2 separate regions of the Mus musculus genome follow, and region 1 is linked to region 2. Evidence: chromatin loops called from intact Hi-C (ENCODE). Cell type or tissue: heart. All regions are shown on one strand. Each heading gives the region's core, and the rest is flanking DNA. Links, peaks and the distances in the headings are about the cores only.

What was found. Peaks named below come from ENCODE experiments on the same cell type or tissue, not always from the same donor. Only the 100,000 strongest peaks of a DNase experiment are listed, where the experiment ranks them.
Region 1: it touches region 2 in a loop (2.1-fold over the local background); 3 of 42 quality-filtered maps call a loop at or near these places.

The regions. Positions count from the first base shown.
Region 1 is chr4:59,710,613-59,713,527 of GRCm38, forward strand. The region is part of intron 2 of E130308A19Rik (RIKEN cDNA E130308A19 gene); the gene reads left to right. Among named protein-coding and RNA genes, the nearest start is that of Inip, 72 kb to the right of the region's middle. In heart, for the core only: no CTCF peak of the experiment used is centred there; no DNase peak of the experiment used is centred there.
Region 2 is chr4:59,624,463-59,627,377 of GRCm38, forward strand. E130308A19Rik (RIKEN cDNA E130308A19 gene) reads left to right here and starts at 1,749. Exons shown (of 4, transcript NM_001015681.2): 1 at 1,749-2,029. In heart, for the core only: a CTCF peak has its summit at 1,607; a DNase peak (open chromatin) is centred at 1,719; H3K4me3 peaks cover 1,859 bases; H3K27ac peaks cover 1,773 bases.

The sequences.
Region 1 (2,915 bases), core at 329-2,828, 86 kb after region 2:
TCCAGCTCATAATTGCTCTTTTAAACCATCTATTTCTTTAAAGTTGAGCTACTTAGAAATTAAAAGTTAGGTATGCACAGCAAAGTCAAGGGTGTGACAGCTCACTGAGGTGAGGTTCCGTGCTGTCAAGGCTGAATTCCTAAGCCCTGAGAAAACTAATTTTTACTCTGGGAAATGATTTACTATTGAATCTCTCAATGTTTCTTTTAGGGATCATGTTAAAAGCACTGGAAAAACATGTATGGGTTGATTGAAAATGCCTGTGTAAGATACTCTGTGCTGTATAGTTAAATCAGTAAAGAAGGAACTGTAGAAGGACTAGCGGGGTGAGGGTACAGCTGCCGCTTCATTAGTGAATCTGTGGGAAATGTAAATGTTGACTCTGTAATGAATTGATGTGCCTTCAGCCCCGCCTCCAGTCAAAGAAAGTAAGAGTGAAAAGCAAGATTGTTTCTGGGAATTGTACATGCTACGCTGTATTTCAAAGTCTGCTGGCAGCAGCGCACTATATAGTTTATGTATTACACCAGTGGCAGATATTCAGACACATTAGAAGGTACTCTTGATTCAGTGCCTGGCAGTGTAATAAAAAGGGGGTGATGGTAGGGGTGTTCTATGGTCTCTAATAAGCAATATCTCAACGGGCCCTGTCAGATTCTATGAAAAGTCCACAAGATGATGTATTATGTTAATTACCGTCCTGTGGCTTTCATGCTGTTAAGCCTACAAATGCAGCTACATTTCGAAGTTGATTTAAGAATATATTTCAGCCAGGATGAAAGCACTCCTTATTGTGATTAATGTCATACAATATTTATTCTCTTGTTCTCCTTTTGCCTTTGCTTTGGAATGCTTAATTTCTTTCCATGAAGTAGGAATTAACCTTGAGATTTAAGCTTTTTCTAGTTTATTTTTAAAACTATCAGATGATCCCCCTTTTGGCTTCTAGTGTCTTATTTTGTTAATTTTAAAGGCCAGCATTTTCAAGAGAGAATTTCACGGTTGTACTGATGTGTAATTCTATACTGAGCTCGTTCAGTCGCCATACTGTTGCTCATAGTGACACCATAGACCTGGCATGGATATGGTCTCCAAAAAGCTGTTTGAGATACAAACTTTAGTTTACAACTGCCCATAACAAAGTATTTTCTTACACATGAAGGGCTTATAAAGGTTTGGGAAAATTACAAATGTGCTGAGAACAAGCATCAACAATGGGACTCTGTTGAGACAGAAAGACTGTTGGGTGTTTTTGGTGGTGCTCAAACCAAGGATCCATGCTTGGCAGGTTCTCGCTCTGTTGTTGAGCTTCATTGGCAGCTGGGCTAGGGAGATGTGGGCTCAGGGGTTGGAACACATTTTCTAAGCAGTGATGCGTTTAAAGGGCAGAAGATATATGTGTGCCCAGTACTGAGCTAAGTAGTATACTTTGCTATCTTACTCGACTTCCATACAACTGTTTTAAGAGGTACAACTATAAATACTTAGGTTTGAAAACAGACATGATTTTATGTAGCTCAAGCATTGCTTCTAAGATTTGGAAAGGATATTATGTTGGCAAAGATCTATTAACTATTGGCTACACTACCTATATAGCTGGGCCAAGGTAGATTAGGATTTTAAAATGGTCTCGCAATTAGGTAAACAGTGTTAATAACTTAGTGATTCCAGGGGCTGGAAAGATGACTCAGTGGTTAAGGGTGTTTACTGTTCTTGCAGAGTTCAATTCTCAGCAATCATATTATGGTTCAAAACTGCCTGTAACTCCAGTTCTGAAGGACCCAATCCCCTCGTCTGTCCTCCATAGTCACATACACAAACGTAGTAATCCACAACATATACAACAAGCAAGCCTTATAGTGGGACTTTTTTCTACCCACCTGCAGTATGAATAATGACATGAGACTTCCGTTATAGTTTTAACCTTAGGCTTTTGCTGGGGCAGTCTCTCAGCTACCGATTAAATTTAAGCTGAAAGATCCGCCCGGTGGCTAGCTCTATAGACCTTTCCACCCCCCACTGGCCCGGTTTGTTCCCCTGTGAGTCTGCTGTCATTTCTCCCTCTTCTGCATTCCTCTCTCTGGGTCACTCCTTTGCCTGGAAGTTCTGTCCCTACTTCCTGCCCAGCTATTGGCCAGCAGCTCTCTGTTTATAACCAGCCAGCAGCAACACAACCGCTGATACCATCTCTAGATTACCTTTAGGCAGATGAGAAAGAAAGACCATTTACAAAATAGAAAACCCAGTGGCTGGCCATAGAAATGACATTACCACAATCCTGCCTTCACTTGGGTCTCTGCAAGTACAGAATTAACTATTGAAAATACAGAGACATGCCTTTATACAAAGATTTTTTTGTTTTGTTTTGTTTTTTTTTAAGTCACTCCAACAAAACCTCCCTAGTGTTTAGCAAGTGTCTTGCCTGGGAAGTGAAACTCTTTGACTATAAACCCTGCTCTGCAGGTAATGTATCTGAGCCAGAGCTTGGACGTGGACTTCCTGGGAAGAGGAAGAGACCTTTCCAGGCACTCAGGCTGTGCACTAATGGGCCACACCTGTGTTAGAGCCATCCCGGGACTTGTTTAAAATGCAGGCTCCTGTACCCTAATAGCCATCAATTAATTCCATGCTGTGATCTCACCCCCACCAGTACAGCTTTGTGGTCTGATTTAGTTTATAGAGAGTGAGCCAGTGGCACAGGTAGGAAGGAAACAGGCCTTTCTTTTGCACTTGACACCCCTTGTGTCGATTTAGTAAATACTATGACATTTTGTGGTCTCTTTATTTTCCTACATTTCTGCTGAGGAAATTCTCCAGAGGCTATGTAGTCACGTGGTGTACCCATCAGGATTATAAGCTGGTGATGGATGCCATGGAGTGAATTTTGCTTCAGTAAAAGAATTTACCAAAAATCA
Region 2 (2,915 bases), core at 301-2,800:
CATTAGACATGGTTTGGAAAGGGCTCAGTGCTGTGAGGAGAAAAGGGAGCCTGGAAGCAGTGGATGACTCTGAGCTCCAATAACAAACTATGTTCTCAAGATTTCTTAGTTTCTCTAAGCCTCAGTTTCTGAAAACTAAAACTACAACCATCTTATGAACTGCAATATCACTTCTCAGTAGGTACCTGAAAATGTGAGGCTGGAGAGATGGCTCAGTAGTTGCTCTTCCAGAGGACCTGGGTTTGATTCCCAACACCCGGGAGGGAGCTCACACCCATCTGGAATTACAGTTCCAGGACATTTGACACCCTCTACTGGCCTGGGAAGGCACCGAGGGCATCTCTGGCACAGAGATATCCATGCAAGCAGAACAACCCCCACACACATAAAAAAAATTACATTTTGTATCAAATTTTCTATAGAATAGTAATGTTAGTAGCACCAGTTTTGTAGCGTTCCTAGGACTAACTGAATTAACAACTTACTAAGTGCTTGGCACAGACATATCTGGGAGGTGCTATGAAAGGGGTTTTTAAACACACAGCCTTGTCTCAGTGGTGCCATGCTGTGTAGGTAGCTTTTAGTGCCTTGTGTATCAGAGCACCTCTGAGAGTTTTAGCTGTTACAACGGCCCCACTCCTGGGGTGGGATGAATGTGTAGATGCCAAAGTACAGCTCTGAGCTCAGTGAGTCTACTCTTGAGCCAAATACAAATGATGGCCAGCAACATGGATTCAGATTACCCTGGAAGACATGCTCCACTGTGGAAGTAGTTACATTAGCTTTTATTATTATTATTATTATTATTTACAGAAAAAAGGAAGTCATAAAATCAAGGCAATTACCAAATGGCAAGGCCTGCAGGTTGGTGGATTACAGCAAAGTGGGCCAAATTTACAAGTTTCAGGTACTGATGAGATTTGTAGCTTTTGAATCAGTGGAAGCTAGAGGTCAGCTGACAATACATTTCTTCCTTCTTTTTACTATTACTACTACTATTATTATTAGTGGTCGTTTTGCCAGCATGTACGTCTGCACCGCTCTGTCGTACCGCGGGGACTGAACTCCAGACTGTTGTGAGATACTGCCGGGAATCAACTTGGTGTTCTGGAAGAGCAGCCAGTGCTCTTAACCACTTTTTTAGCCACTGCTAAAAAAGACATATTAAAGAGTTTCCTAAGGTCATGAGGGTATTAAGTTTGATGGGTAGGCAATAAATAAATTATTAAGGCGTGTAGAATCTTTAACACCTTGCACTATTCTTTATTTTTTTCCCTGGGAACTCCAGTTTATTAGATGTGTGTGTGGATGCGATGCGGTGGGACATTAGGACACTATGGAGTAAGTACACTGCGGGTCCCAGGCCACCCGGCACAACTCTGTCTGAGGTGTCACACACCTCTAACGCGATCAAGCTCTGCTTACTTCAAGTGTTTAGGCTGAAGTGCGCGGAGGCCAGGACAGCGGACACGCGTGGAAAGTGGCACAGACCGTGCGTGGGTTCTGTACCTGTCGGAGCGACGGGGGCCGAGCTCGGCCGGCTCCGGGCTGCTCGCGTCGCTGACAGGAGCTTGGCCCGCGCCCCCTCAGGGCAGCGAGCGCCGCGGGTCGAGCGCCTTCCGCGGGCGTCGCTACACACTTCCTGTAGGTCCCGCCGCCTGAGGAGCGCTTCCGGTGCCGGCTGAAGCTGGGGTCCGAGCCCCCGCCCCGCCCCTCTCCGGCCCCGCCCCGCGCGGCCCCGCCCCCGCGCTCCAAGCCGGGCGCGCGGAGCCCGGGGCGCACGGAGCGGCGCGCGCCGGTGGCCGAGCCAGGCTGGCGCCTGCGCCCCCCCCTCTCATCGCACCACCGCCGTCACCCGCCGCGCAGCCCGTGGGGCGCCCTTCCCGGTTCACCGACTCCGGCCCCGGGGCCTCCGGCTGTGGTGCTGCCGCCCTCCGTCCCGCCGTCCCTCCCCGTCCAGCTCGGGCCGCCGGGCTCCCGCAGGCCCCACCGCCCGCGTTCCTATGGACAGACGCACAGACACCTGCAGGTGGGTGAGAGCCCGCGCGGGGCTGGGGAGCACGCGGGCGCGGGGCCTCTTTGTGTGTGGGCGGCCGCGCCGTGACCCTCAGAACCTTCCTTTTGTCTGCTCCGGGCCAGCGAGGCGGGAGGGCGCTAGGGGCGGAGGGGTCTGCGGGCGCAGAGCGGGGCGCGCACCGGTTCGCGGCCGGCGGCGTCTTGGCGGGGACTGTCGGTGCGCCGGCGTCCCCCGAGCTGGGCAGGAGGGCGGGACGGAGGAGGAACGGTCTGCCTAGCTAGTTGCAGAGTCTGAGACACCTCGGGGCTCTGCCGGACTAGCTTGGTTGTCCGGAGGTACCGGGAGGTGCGTGTGGGGCGTGTAAAGGAACGTGCGGCGCTTTGCTCCCTTATTTATTGTTTCTAACGGAGGAGGGCTTTCTCCCAAAAGCTCCCCCCAATCTGAGGCTGCGCACAGTGATTTGGGTTTGTTATCAAATAGATCAAGAAACCTAGTGTCCTGGAGAGAGGAGGTTGAGCTGACCAGCAACAAACACATCAGATGAAACAAACAAACAAACAAACAGACAAACAAAAAATGTTTGTGGTTTTCTTACGGCTGACTTTAATTTAAAATGTTAAAGGTCAGGCAGTGACTTAAATGGAGAAAATCGAACATGGCTGATTTTTTTTTTTTTTAATATTTTTAAAGAAATTGTTTTGAAGTTGTGGAGTAAAGTTTTTTCTTGTGGTCCTTAGGATTATCACCGATAGAGTAGTCTACCTACTAAACAGTTAATTGGAGTGTCATGTAGTGACAGCTTTTATGGTAGGGCTTGCATTAGAGAGTAAAACAATGATAGTCTTTCCATGCAGGCTAAAACCTTTGTTTTCCGTTTTAAGATAGGAGATTTTTTTTT